Linked DNA regions of Homo sapiens: region 1 is linked to region 2. The links are chromatin loops, found by intact Hi-C in ENCODE. Cell type or tissue: ovary. All regions are shown on one strand. Links, peaks and the distances in the headings refer to the core of each region. The heading gives the core; the rest is flanking DNA. Region 1 holds the start of LOC124904485 (a long non-coding RNA gene). Region 2 holds the start of ADORA1 (adenosine A1 receptor).

Evidence for each region. Peaks named below come from ENCODE experiments on the same cell type or tissue, not always from the same donor. Only the 100,000 strongest peaks of a DNase experiment are listed, where the experiment ranks them.
Region 1: a loop joins it to region 2, with 3 times the contacts of the local background. A loop is called at or near these places in 100 of 110 quality-filtered maps.

The regions. Positions count from the first base shown.
Region 1 is chr1:203,212,149-203,219,328 of GRCh38, reverse strand. It overlaps CHIT1 (chitinase 1), which reads left to right. Exons shown (of 11, transcript NM_003465.3): 9 at 1-113; 10 at 1,464-1,590; 11 at 2,196-3,250. The coding sequence ends at 2,440. LOC124904485 (a long non-coding RNA gene) reads left to right here and starts at 5,842. Exons shown (of 2, transcript XR_007066797.1): 1 at 5,842-6,176; 2 at 6,284-6,506. RefSeq lists enhancers at 1,729-2,484, 2,485-3,240, 3,241-3,997. In ovary, for the core only: a CTCF peak has its summit at 2,932 (motif pointing right); DNase peaks (open chromatin) are centred at 2,926 and 3,438.
Region 2 is chr1:203,124,847-203,132,026 of GRCh38, reverse strand. It overlaps ADORA1 (adenosine A1 receptor), which reads right to left and starts at 4,301. Exons shown (of 4, transcript NM_000674.3): 1 at 4,099-4,301; 2 at 3,595-3,749; 3 at 2,845-3,242. The coding sequence starts at 3,185. RefSeq lists an enhancer at 3,597-4,577. In ovary, for the core only: no CTCF peak of the experiment used is centred there; DNase peaks (open chromatin) are centred at 1,996 and 3,746; H3K4me3 peaks cover 891 bases.

The DNA.
Region 1 (7,180 bases), core at 874-5,873, 87 kb before region 2:
TCTGCTCCTGGAAGGGGGCCACCAAACAGAGAATCCAGGATCAGAAGGTGCCCTACATCTTCCGGGACAACCAGTGGGTGGGCTTTGATGATGTGGAGAGCTTCAAAACCAAGGTGAGGCCCAGCTCTGCTGGCAGAGGGGTGGTCCTAGTGAACAAGTCCTGTCAATGACATGGAATGAGGACAGTTCAGGACCTCAAGGGTGAGTCTCCTTTAAATGTCCCAACATTTCATAAATCTCCACGTGATAGTATTTTGTACCTTTACTACCTATTGACTCAGAAAAGACAAAATGACAAAAAATTGCTCTACATTTAGTAGCACTCTGGAAAGTATTTCTATTTTATTAAATACCATACAAATTCTACAGACATATGAAGAGGAGAAATACACATGGTGAGACATATAGCTTTCTTCAGCCCATTGGCAATATCTGGTGCATGTCCAAATTACAGACCTTTTGCTTTACTTATAGGACCCCCTTCTCCTGCCCAATATTGGTGCATTTACCTGGTTTCATGCCATTTTCCCCTGTGAAACTGTTAGCTCCTGAAGACGGATGCTTCACTAGTTTATCTGTACATCCCACATCAACTATCATGTGTGGCTGACAGCGGCAGCTTCTAGAGGTGGACAATTGCAGGGGGGCACGATCCTGGCTGGGGAGATGGGAGAAGGGGTCACGGTGGAAGGGTATTTCAGATAAGTCCTAAAGCATAGAAGGTGGCCATTCTTAGGGGTGAGGGAGCGGGCAACTGCACAAGCAAAGACGCGGGTGCAGAGAAAGTAAAGGCTGGACTCTGAAAACAAAGTGTAGGCCCACATAGCTGGACCCCCAAGCAGGGCAGGTAGAGGAAGGGAGCTAGCTGAAAGGGAGGCTGGGGCCAGCAAGGGATCAAGCACCATGGCCCCCTGGCAGGGTTAGAGGACAGAGAATCCCACTCTGAGGGAACACACAGTCATACCCTCAGGAAGCCTCAGGAATCTGGTGGAGGGAAGATGGCTCTCAGGGAAGACAAAGACATGAAGACAGAGAAGCAAGCCTTGATTGAGATCTTTTGGAAATCTGAGTTGTTCCCTATGGTAACTGGACTTACCTTGACCTTGACCTTGACCAGCATACAATACCCTTAAATAAAGCAGCTCAGCCCACACATGACCAAGCGGTGAAGGGTTCCCACTTAGGGAGGTGCACACAACTGACACTATTCCTCCCGACTGCACCCACCCCACCCCAGGTCATGCTTACGTTAAGACAAGGAGACTGCAAAATGACTGATGTCCAAGCAGCATGAGGACTCAGCATCCAGGCTCCCAGCCCAAGGCTGTCTCCAGAATCTACAGCCACTCACAGGCCTGAGGCTGCTGGAGCAAAAAGGGCCCTGTCCAGAAGAGGTAGCCAGGCTCTGGGGTGGCCGGGTCAGGCTTCCCCGGGCTCCTCCACTGCATCCCCTCCCTGCACAGGTCAGCTATCTGAAGCAGAAGGGACTGGGCGGGGCCATGGTCTGGGCACTGGACTTAGATGACTTTGCCGGCTTCTCCTGCAACCAGGGCCGATACCCCCTCATCCAGACGCTACGGCAGGAACTGAGTAAGTAAGGGGCCCAGGGCCAGTGGTGGAATTTGGAGGTGGGGTACAAACACAGCTCCATGCATCCAATGAACTGTAGGTCCCGGGTCCTTCTGAGGAAATGACTTTGCCCCAATACTGTAATTTCCCAAGCTTCATGTACCCGCAGGAGCTAAGGAAACTGTCAAAACAATTTTCCTTTTTGCGGTCTTTCTCTTCCTGGTTGTAGCAATGCCTGCCCAGGGTTGTTGTAACCGTGGCTTCCCTCCAGAGGGCCCCCAGACTGGGAGCAGCACCTTGTTCCTCTCTTACCTGGGAGAAAGCCTCCCCTTAGCCTGCAGCGTGGCACCCCCACCTGCCCTCAGCAGTATATGGTTGTGCTTGCAGATGGGTAAAGCCTTAACTGCCTGTCACATGTGAGGCCAGGTGTTGCCTGTGGCACTGTGCTTCAGCTGTAGGTATGGCTGTTGTCTGGCTGTTCTCTGCCTGGGGTATCTGGCTGTACTCAGCCTGTAGGGCATGTGGTGCTGGGCTGCTGCCAGCCAATGGTTGCTGCCTGTGTGCTCTGCCTGTGGGTTTGGGATCTCTTCGGGGGAGCCTTGGTTGAATCTTCACTGTCTTCCCAGGTCTTCCATACTTGCCTTCAGGCACCCCAGAGCTTGAAGTTCCAAAACCAGGTCAGCCCTCTGAACCTGAGCATGGCCCCAGCCCTGGACAAGACACGTTCTGCCAGGGCAAAGCTGATGGGCTCTATCCCAATCCTCGGGAACGGTCCAGCTTCTACAGCTGTGCAGCGGGGCGGCTGTTCCAGCAAAGCTGCCCGACAGGCCTGGTGTTCAGCAACTCCTGCAAATGCTGCACCTGGAATTGAGTCGCTAAAGCCCCTCCAGTCCCAGCTTTGAGGCTGGGCCCAGGATCACTCTACAGCCTGCCTCCTGGGTTTTCCCTGGGGGCCGCAATCTGGCTCCTGCAGGCCTTTCTGTGGTCTTCCTTTATCCAGGCTTTCTGCTCTCAGCCTTGCCTTCCTTTTTTCTGGGTCTCCTGGGCTGCCCCTTTCACTTGCAAAATAAATCTTTGGTTTGTGCCCCTCTTCCCAAAGATGTGGTGACTTAAGAGGCTCTCTAAGCACACTGTTGACTCCAAAACATCCGCAGGTCAGAGCCAGGTGGGAAGGTGGTCCGTGCAGGATGTGCCAGGCCCTGTGGCAGGTCTTGCCCCATGAGTCCATATGCCAGTGGGCAGTTTCCAGTACACAGGTGATGGCAGCCAGAGCGCGGCCCCAAGTGCAACACGTTCTTTGGTTATTGGCTCAGAAGCCTGGAAACAGGAGCTTCTGCGGACCTTCACGCACGTGTTATTCCCAAAATGCCACTAGATGGCAGCAGAGAAGAACTTTTCCCTGATTTAAGCGCTCTGCGAGCAGCCACTCAGCATTACACTAAGAATTCAGACCCCTGGTACTCAGGGGTCTTCGAGATAAATCCTGTTTGGGCCCTTTGCAGGCCCTATCTCACCTACTGCCCCCGTTCACCAGATGAAGAAGGAACAATGATTATTCTCACTTTATAGGCATTTAAACTGAAGACTGATTCTAACCAATTCTGAGTCCAGAACCAAGGCCTGAAATGGGCCAGAGAGCATGCACACGGTGTCCTGGTTAAATAAAGTCATCCCAACATTCCTGGCTGCTTTGGGCTGCACCTTGGTCATTCTGTTTGAAGAAAATCTGCACAAAGCCTAATGGTCCAGCCTGTTATTCACTCCAAGCTGGTTTCTGGTTGGGACTTGGGAAGGCAGCTGGGGACTGGGACAGGTGAGATGAGGGGGAGGCAGCTTGGCCCCCCATGTGAGTCAACCCAGCACCAGAGCGCAGGAACAGTGTCCCCGTCACTCCGGCAGCCTGCCTGTCCATGGGCATTTTGAAACCTGCTCTCCTCAGTCCAGAGCACAAGCTGCTTGAGCACGTGCTCCGCCCCCTGAGGTCTCAATTGAGGGATACACCAACCACATCCCAACGAGCTGTTAGGAGTGGAGTCCAGGTGCAGGGGTGACTTCTGGCGTGCTGCACTCCAGCTGTGTGACTTCAGGCAAAGAAGCAGAGCCTCAGTCCTCTGCTGTAGGATGGAAGAAATGTGAGGAGTCAGTGAAGTCGTGCACGCCTGCCCTATGATCAGTGCTCATTCCCTCCCTCCCTCTTCCCTTCTCAGCCCTTTCTTCAACTTCTGTGAGCTGGGTTTGTCAAGGATTTAGCAAAAACTGTAGTCTCCTTTTAGCAGAATGCGCCCTCCTACAAGCATCCAAATAACCAAAGTCCTCCCTGAGTACGCAGTCTTACACCTGCACTACTGTTACCCTCAGGAAAGCATTAGCCACAGCCTCTCTCTGGTCTTCACATCCACCCTGCTCCTCTACAAACTCATGGCCACTCCCTCAGCTAGAACCAGCATCATCTCATATCTGGACCCACCTTCTATCTGGCCTCCCTGCTTCCTGCCCACCCCCTCTTCCAGTCAGCCACCACATCGCAACCAGTTTAATCTTTCTAAAATAGAGATCTAAGCCTGTCAGTTCCCCTGCTTAAAAACTAAGCAAGGGAAGTGACAGGCTTCCCCTGCCCAAAGGAGAAAGTCCCCACCCATCAGCACAGGGTTGAGACACTTTATCAGGCCCTCGTGTCTTCTCCGGTCACTTCTCCTGCCGTCCCCACCCCAGTTCAGTTGCTGGGTACCCCTGATGTCAGCATTAACCTCAACCATCATGCCAGCTCCTCATGTGGGACTCCCACAGCCCTCTGTCACCCGGCTAGCTCAGGCCCACGCCATTTTCTGAATGAATCCTGTCTAGGACAGAAACAATGAGAGTTCTCGAAAAGCTATTTGTGTTCAGATTATCTCTTTTTGTTTGTTTTTGTTTTGTTTTGTTTTTTGTTTGTTTGTTTGGTTTTTGTTTTTTGGGTTTTGGTTTTTTTCTTTTTTTTTGAGACAGAGTCTCGCTCTGTTGCCCAGGTTGGAGTGCAGTGGCGTGATCTCGGCTTACTACAACCTCCACCTCCTGGGCTCAAGCGATTCTCCTGCTTCAGCCTCCCGAGGAGCTGGGACTACAGGCACCTGCCACCACACCAGGCTAATTTTTGTATTTTTAGTAGAGACGGGGTTGCTGTTGTTTGCTTGAGACAAGGTCTCTCTCTGTCACCCAGGCTGGAGTGCAGAGGCACGATCACAGCTCACTGCAGCCTTGACCTCCTGGGCTCAGCTGATCCTCCCACCTCAGCCTCCCAGGTAGCTGGGACTACAGGTACACACCACCATGCCCTGCTAAATTTTGTATTTTATGTAGAGGCAGGGTTTTGTCATGTTACACAGGCTGGTCTCCAACTCCTGGGCTCAAGTGATCCTCCTGCCTTGGCCTCCCAAACTGTTGGGATTACAGGTGTAAGCCATTGTTCCCAGCCAGATTGTCTCCTTTGACTCCACCTTGGCCTTGAAGCCCCATGTGGCTGGAGTCTTCCTGCTGCTGCTGAGTTTCTCAGCACACACCAAGTGTCCATGCAGGCCTGGTGTCCAGCTGGACACAGCAGGGACAAGAGCCGGGGCTTTACTTTCCTGAGGCTAACATTCTGTTGGGGGAGGCAGACAGTGAACAAACGTGCACATAAGACCTTTCCAGGCAATAATGAGTGCTGAAAGGAAACAAGATATGGCTAGAGAGTGAAGGATGGCGGTGAGGGGACTGCTGTGCACAGTGTGGTCACAGAAGGCTCAGTAGAGGCCACATTTGAGATGAGATCCCAAGTCAAAGGAAGATTTGCCCATGCACTTTTGAGATCCACAGTCCTCAGGGGTAAATCTGGGTGCAATTCTTCCCTGGCTGCCTTTGTTAACCCAGCTTATAGGACATGGTCCTGCCTTGGTCCCCTCTTCTAAATGTCCCCAAGAGGCCCTGCCTTGGCCCCATTTCTCCCCTGGCACAGGTGCCTCGTGTAGGCCCTTAGTCTGATGGCGGTGATCATGGCCCCATGGACAAGTCCTCCAGAGCAATGACTGCTCCCCTATCCTTTATGTCAACTGTCACCTCAATCCCCACTTGCCTGGTGGCCTTTTAGTTAATACCGACTGAGGTTAGGGCTCCCGGCCACTGCCCCAACCTGTGGACTGTACCTTCAGAGTCAACCTTTGGTGACTGCCCCAGCCTCTGTCATGCCCTTATGCCCAGTGCATGGTCCACGTGCATGGTCCAGTACAACATCCTCCCTCTCCTCTGCCCCAGGTTGCTGCTAGGAAAGCACCCTTGGTGTCCCATATCCAGTGTGGTGACCTGTATCCCAGGGGACCATCGGGAGTCTCCAAACAAGCCATGCCTTCCTCCAGCGCATCTCCACCTGTGCTTCACTTCTGCCTGTGCCATCCCTCCTTTCCCCACCGGGCCACTGCCAGTCACCCTGAGACAGTCAGCTCCTGGGTTACTCTTGCAGGAAACATCCTCGGGTGCCCTGGACATCAGTGACTGCCTCCCTGCCACACTAGACCACTGGGCCACCACACTGACATATGCTGCCACCGTGATCTGTGTGGATGTTAGACTCCTCCCCTAGGTTCCGAGCTCCTAAGGTCAAGCACAATGTCTTAAGTGGTCCTCTCCAATCATGACACATGTTTGAGGCTCAGTAAATATTGAACCATGTAATTTCTGACTTTTTTTCTTCTTTTACCCTCAGGTGCAGAAATCACTTAGAGGATTTCCAGACTGAAGTGCTATTTCATGACAAGAGCACTACTCTCCCAAGCCCTTCTATTGAATACCACTGACTCTTTTAATATTAGTGTCCAGCCATTAGTCCTTCCTTCAAAGAGACAGGGGAATTAACATTCGTTGCATGACCAGAGACCATACTAAGCATGTATTAGACATCCAATAAATAGTTACTGAATGAATAGTAAGTGAATTAACCTGTGTCGTTTAATCCTCACGGTACCCCTGCAAAGGACGTGTCATTTTCTGTTTCCCTTGGGTTACACAAGCAGTATGTGGCAAAGCTGCAATTAATTAGCTGATTAATTAATTATTGAGACAGAGTCACTCTGTCACCCAGGCTGGAGTGCAGTGGTGCAATCTTGGCTCACTGCAGCCTCCGTCTCCTGGGTTCAAGTGATTCTCGTCCCTCAGCCTCCCAAGTAGCTGGGATTAAAGGCGCATGTCACCACACCCAGCTAAATTTTTTGGTATTTTTAGTAGAGATGGGGTTTCACTATGTTGGCCAGGCTGGTCTCGAACTCCTGACCTCAAGTGATCTGCCCACCTCAGCTTCCCAAAGTGCTGGGATTACAGGCGTGAGCCACCACGCCTGGCCTAAAACTGCAATTTAGATGCCAGTCTAGATGAGACCCAGAGCCCAGGTTTGCTTTCTAGAACACTGCTGTCTTTCCTCCCCCAGGTTAAAATCATATGTATTTCTTTTATCTCCTTACCCTGCTATTTGGTGTCTAGACCTCAGAGGTTATGAGTATTGGGCACTTCTTCTGTGTCCAGCCATACACTAATATTCAGGTCCATTTATCTCTGCTGTCAATCCCATGGGATCACAGGTGCAGAAACCACGGTGTCCAAGTCAAGC
Region 2 (7,180 bases), core at 675-5,674:
TGTGGTTGACTGACCAAACCATGCCCCACTTGGTGATAGCCAGCAGACACCTGTATCCGGGTGCCCCAGACACGCCTCACCAGTGCTCGGTCAGTACGACTCTCTGTGCCCAGGGCCACATCTACCTTTGACTGGCATGTCAGGGCAGCAAGCCTGGTGCCTGGGGACCTCTGGCCAAGAGGAGTTTCGTAGACCCAGCAGCCTGCTGACTCCAGCCACGTAGAGGGGAGCAAAGCATGCTGTTCCTCCTGGAAGGGACCTGGGCAGTGCCACGCAGGAGCCCAGAATGGCCCAACACCTCAGCCAGGATCCCTGCTTGAGAAGTGAGGCCCCAGCAGCCTTTCCCTAACTCAGGAGAAAGGCTCCTCTCCATGGGGCAGGACACTCCCAGGCACTGCTGGTGTGTGGCTGTCAAGGAGCCACGCTGAGCCAGTGGGGGCATCTGTGGTCATGGCCCTGAATCAGAAGTGGGGACAGGTCTAGCCCACAGCAAGAAAGTGAGAGGTTAGACTTCTGGAAGATAGGCTTGAGGCTCAACTGTGTGTGTTCCGTAAACCTGGCCAATTCAATCAACGTTTACTGAGGGTCTGTGATGTGCCAGACACTGAGCTGGGCATTCTGAAGAATTTGCAGAAATAGATAAGATGTGGATGCTGCCTTGAGGCACCAACACTGCACCAGAGGAGTAGAAACATGTATAGATATAACTTCACAGTACTTAGACACCTCCTGGGAGATGTGTTGCGTATGTGTTTGTGTGCGTGTTTCTTCGTGTGTATGTGTTGACACCGAATGACACCTAAGAGCGTGAGTGGCAGGAGTAGGGCTCACCTATCCAGCCACACTTGAGCCATATGTTAATAGTGACAATAAAACTACAAATAAGACCTCCCTATGGCTTGCATATATGAGGCATAATATTAATACAAGTGCTTCGCATATATGAGTTCATTAAATTATTCCAATAACCCTAGGGAGTAGGCACTATTATTAATGTTCCCTTTTATACATAAGGACATTAAAGCTTAAAGCGGTTAGGTAAGTGACTTTTGCACAGCTAGAAATTCCCAGCAAGGATTTGAACTCAGGCCCATGGCAGCCTCTGTGCAGGTCCCTGCCTCCACCCTCAAAGGACAGCTCCCCAGGACCCCAGCTCCAAAGCCACAGCAGCTGCCTCCTGAAGGAATAAGTCTGCTGTTCCCACCAGTGCAGCCATCCCAGCCCCACAGGGCAAGTAGGGTGCATTCTGTCACAGCAAGACGGGACCTTTGGCTCACCTTAACACTCACTCAGCAGACAGAATTTCTCCAGCAGCCTTCCTACAGCTGGACATCTGCATGAGTTTCCAAATGTGGCAACACTTCGTTATAATGGCCAGGCTCAGAGGCCCCGCTCTTCTAATGCACTGAGACCAGCTTTATATGTGCAGCCCAGCAGCAACCTGGGACTAATGGCAGCATGTGGGCCCCTCAGTGGATGAGCCTATGGGGCTTCTGGCTGTGTTCCCTTATTCACCCCACCTTCCCTGGAAAACCTGGAGGGTGGAGGGAGGTAGACAGGGCAGAGAGACTGGCATCAAGCCACTGGGCATGGGGAATCAGGAAGGAAGGCAGATAATTAGATCACACTTCTGAGTGAGCTTCAAGGAGACCCTCTGAGTCTTAGTTTCCCCCTTTAAAAGCTCCTGCTCCACCTCCCTTACAGCGGCGTGATGATAACAGGAAAAAATCATGCATGTAAGAAAGGCTTTGAAAAGTTAAATGTGCACAAATGTAACACAAAGGGAGAAACATGGGTCCCTAGGCCTGCCCGGGCAAGGGGCCAAGTGAGGTCAGAGGCCCTACATCCCAGAGAAGCTATGCCGGGGGTGGCAGGTGCTGGAGATGGCCAGAGCTCCCCAGGAGAAAAGGAATCTACTGGGGGCAAGAATTCAAAGAGGGGGCAAGCATGCCTCACAAGAGCGTCCCAGCAGGGCCAGTCCCTGGCAATATGCCCAGGCACTCGCTGGCACTTGGTGGCCCAAGGCACTGCCTGGTGATGAGATTGTGGCCTGGCAGGGAGCTCCAACATGGGCTGGACACCCACACTGAGGACGGCACCAGCAGGCCACCCATCCCAGTGCTGCCTGGGAGCAGCACAAGCACCTCTACTGTGACCAGCAAAGAGGTGGTTTTGCAACAGAACAGCAATATGAGAAGTAGGCACCAGCATTTTTCCTTCCTCCTGTCTGTAACAGAGGTCCCATAAGTGGGAGTGAGGCAAAGGTAATCAGACTGTTGGGTTCAGCTGGAAAGCCCTGGAAGGAACAGCTGGCTAGCACAGAGATACCTGGTGAATGAGAGAGCCAAAGCGTGCCTTTGGGAAGCCTGCCGTGGTCTGGCTGGAGAAGCAGCACTCCTGCCCCTGTTGTGCCACCCTCAGTATGTTCCCACCCCACCCTAACTCTCTTCTCTGCCTCTTCCTCTTCCTCTTCCCTGGGACTGGCAGAGCTCAGCTCATTCCTACCCAGCACTCACTGTGACCCCATCTTAGTGGCTCTTCCAAATCTCCCACCTCCACCCCAGGCCTGACAGGCAGCCTCAGGTTCCCTGGCTGCAAGAGCTTCAGCTCTGAGGTCATGGGCACTGGTAAGTTCACAGTACAGTCCTCCAGCCACCCATCCCCCTCCTGTTTCTCTGGCCCTGCAGAGCGGAGCACGGAAAGGCAGAGTGAGGACTGGAGCACGATGGCCCAAAGAACATCTGGCTTACTTGGGGTCTTATGCTCTACCTTTTTTCCTTTCTAGATGGCCCTCAAGCCAGCCATCATGTGGTGCTGCGAGTACCTTCGGCGCTGTGGACTCACCGGAGAGGGATCTTGACCCGGAGGTAGCGGTCCACAGCAATTGCCAGCAGGGCCAGGATGGAGCTCTGGGTGAGGATGAGGACCGGACAGGCAACCATGAGGCAGGTGTGGAAGTAGGTCTGTGGCCCAATGTTGATGAGGATGGCGAGGGGGATGACCAGGGCACCCACGGCCACATCAGCCACCGCCAGCGACACGATGAAGCAGAAGGTGGCATCCCGCAGCGCCTGGTTCACCTTCACCGCCCAGATCACCAGCACGTTCCCGGGCACAGAGACCAGGGCGATGAGCACCTCGATGCCGATGTAGGCGGCCTGGAAAGCTGAGATGGAGGGCGGCATGGCGGGCACAGGCTGGGCACATCAGCAGACGGGCACCAAGGGGCACGAGGCAAGCACCTGTGTGGTCAGGGAAGCCTGGGATGGGGAGACCCGTCTGGGAGGGGCAGGGAGCTCAGGCTGCCCTGGAACTCCAGGTACCCTGTGATGTGTCCCACTTGTCACATGCAGCTCCTACCCAGGCTGGAGGGGCACCCGGACCCTTCTCTGCCTAATCTTTGTCCCTTCCCTTTATCATTCCCAGAGGTTCCATTCAGCAACTTAAAATAGCAGCGCTCACTCCTCCACTGGCTTTTTTATCAGGTGTGAGGCAGCTCCCAGCGCGCGCGCACACACAGACACACGCACAGAGGGGTCTCCCATGACTGGCTCTGCCCACCCCTGTGCACAGAACAGGATGCAGGGAGCTCACCATCCTGCCTGCTGGCCGGCAGGGGTCCCAGAGGCAGTGCCCAAAGTTCCAGGGAACAGAGCTCCGGGCCGCGCGCGGTAGGGCTGGGCTGGGCTCTGGACAACGCGCGGCAGCTCATAGTCCTCCGGCTCCCGCCGCAGCGCTCCCAGCCCGGCCTTTCAAGCAATCACATGGTACGGCAGAGACTCAGCCCCGGACGCTTTTAAAGAGGTAGCGCCCCTGTTTCGCACCTGGGACTGGGGTGGCAGACGTGGGTCTGGGGACGGAGCCCAGGACAAGGCTGGGGCGTTTCTCCCTATTCCCCAGCGTGCCCGCACCTGCCCTGCGCCCACCCACTTGAGACCCGTCTGGTGCCTGGATCTTAGCAGTCCTCTGGTCCCGTTCCAGCTCTGTCGGGGAACCTTGCCCATGGCCTGCCCCAAGGGGGCATTCCGGTCTCTTCTTTCAACCCTCTCCTGCACCCCCATTGGGGAGCCCCAGGGGTGAACCGAGACTCAGACTTACCCAAGGTCACCAAAGCTGGCAGAGCTCCCGGCTGCCTGACTGTTCTGTCCAAGTGCCCCCACACCTCGACGCCTTCAGCAGCCGCTAGCTCCAGGGATTCCTGGGGAAGCCAAGGCCGGCCGGTAAGCTCCAGAGGGATGGTAGCTGGCTGGGACTCGACTCGGGCGCCTGCGGCTCTGTCGCCCCCGGCGCAGGAGCTGAGTGACAATCGGGCTCCGCACACCGGGAGGGGGCGGGGGCGGCGGCGGCACCCGCCAGCCCCTCCCTCCTCATCCTCCGTCTCCTCCCCCACCCCCTCCTCTTAACAAAGGAAGTGATACTGGGTGAGAAAAGCTGGAAAAAATGTGAGCTTTTCGAAGGGCCTGGTGTGTGCGCCCAGCCTCAGGACTGGACAGAGGCGCATCCTTCCTGTGTCCACTCTCTCCCTTCTCAATGCAGGACTCCTGGGAGCCCTGGTCTGGCCTCCAGCGACCCCTCACCCCTCACGGCACAGCATCTCTTCTGCAGGACTTCAGAATGCCCCCTCTGGGATCTCCCAAAGCAGTCGGTAGCCCTGGCACCCTCCCCCAATCCTAAAACCCTGCTCTCTCCATGAAACCAGTCCCTGCATCTTCTCATCCCATATTGTTTTGCAGGCTCTACCCTGAGTCATTATATTCCTTTCTCATCCATCTTTCAGAATTGCCTTTTAGTCTATTAGCAATTTCTATTTTGCAGATAAGGATGCTGAGGCTCAGGGAAGTGACCTAGCTTCCCAGGATCTCCTGGCAGTGTAACCCGCTCTGCGCTCCTTTTCCTTCCTCCTTCTTCCTCTTCATAGCACAGCGCTAAGCCATAAGGCATCCAGTCCAATCCCCTCATGTTACAGATAAAGAAGCAGGCTCAGGGAAGCAAGGGACTTCCGGAGGGTCACAGGGCAAATCCTAACAGGACCAAAATAAGAATCCCAGGCTCCTGACTCTCTCCACTGGGTCCAGACCCCTCCCCTGGCCACCTTCTGCCAGTTTCGGTTTAGGCAGTCCACTGATATTAACTAATGACCAGACCCTGGACATGGATGGATGCCTCGCAGAGATCCCAACCTGAGAAATCCTTGTTTGTGGGTATTGGGCAAGGGTTCTAGGAAGGCAAAGAGAGTCAGGCTGGGGACCCCAATGTTAGCTAGCCACAACCCAACCTGGCCTCTGGGGGTACTGCCCCCCTCACTGGATCTCAGAATGCAAGGAAAAGGGTTCTGCCCAGAGGAGGGTGGGCACGTTGCTCCCATTGGGGGCTGCACTGAATCACAGTGAGGAATGATGTGGGACCCGGAACCTGGGTAGCTGGGAGGCAGGGAGGAAGGGCAGTTGAGTCTTCTGAGGAGGAGGGGGAAGCCCTCTGTGGGGAAAAATAACTTCCATTTCTGCCTTTAGGGGGAGCAAGGAATCAGTGCCTCAGACAGCAAAATTACATTCCTTCCCTAGAAGCTAGTTGGAGAAATTAGGAAGTGTAAACTCTCCTTCCTCCTCGTCCCCTTGCACTTCCCCTGCTGACTTTGTCAACACGCCCAACAGCACCTGACGTCCTGCCTACTCCCCCTGCCACCCAGACATGCAGGCCTTTGCGACCATCCCCTGCCTCTCCACCCTTTGCTTGACTTAAGCCATTTTTGGCTCAAGGCTTTCTCTCTCAGTTTACACTCAGCTTCCCAATGGTCACTCAACTAGATGTCAGAAGAGACTGTGAAGACCCAGATGGGCCCAGCTTGGGGACGGGGATGGGTGAGTGGGGTCACCCTGTCTAACTATTGACAGCATCTTCAGCTCTGGAGGGCAACTGAGCACCCACCACCACCTCCCATACACATACACTCCCACCTCCGATTCATCTTACCACAGGTTGCTGACATGTAGTGGATGCATTTGCATAATGCCTGTAGGTAATTTGTTTCTCAGTTCTGGGCAAAATAAGCCAAAATCTTCTTCCCTTATCTTCTCCATCCTTCCACCCCTGCCTGTTCCCAGCCTCAGGGATTAGACCAGCCTATTTGACAACAGAACTGGCCAAGGCAGGGTCTATTCCAGAAAGCTGCCTTGGGGGAAGCACACGGTCTCCTCAGTCCTCTGGCTTGACACGGAGGTAGGAGGGTCGGTGCTGAGATCTCCTGGGCAGCAGGGTCATTTGGTGCGGTGAAAAGAGCACTTGACCGAGAGTCAGAAGAGCTGGAAGCTGGCTTCTAGGCTCTACTCTGCCACTCACTGGCTGCGTGACCTCAAGCAGGCCACTTTTCCTCTCCTGGCCTCAGTTTACCCATCCTACACCAACAGCTGGTAAGTCCATTCCAAGGTGCGAGAGATGGGCTGAGATGGAGACCACAGAACTTGGTCCTTCCCCCTGGAAGTCTTCTAACTCCCAGCTCCCCTGTGAGGCACAGAGAGCAGGGCTGAGAGAAGGGGAAGTTTGTGATGGAGGCGAGTAGAGGAAGAGGCAAGGTCACAGATCTATAACGAGGAAAGGACAATGAGGGAGGCTGTAGGCAGAACAGATGGAGCCAAGGTGTCTGGAATGTATCCTGAGTCAAAACTCTCTGGCTTTCACAGTGTGTCCAGGACCCTTAGACAAGATGACCCTCCCCACACCAGGGTCCCCTCACACACTGCAGCCATGCAACCCTCCAAGCTTCACCTGCCTTCAAAAGCTGAGCCTTGGTTTCCCCACCTGTAACAGCAGTGTAGGAATACCCCTCGGTGTAGGATGGTTATGAGAACATAATGAGCTGGCTTTTGGAAAGCGTCCAGCACTGATATTTTATCAAAAAGGCAAGTAGGCAGCACCAGGCCAGTGAAGCGTGGGGGTGGAAAGGGAAAGAGAATGCAAAATTATGAAATCTGCCCTGCACAGCCAGGGATGCTAATGTTGGTACCAAATCCCACAGGTACCAAGTTTAGGTGCCCTCCAAGATGCCCAATGCAAAGCTTCTATTTTCCATGTGACTCAGGGGGTGAGATAATGCCACAGTAAATGTAAAGATCGCCTGTGGTCCTTTTACCGCTTGATCCTACTTCTTTTCTTCCTAAGCCCCTGTCCTGGGTTTCTCCACTGG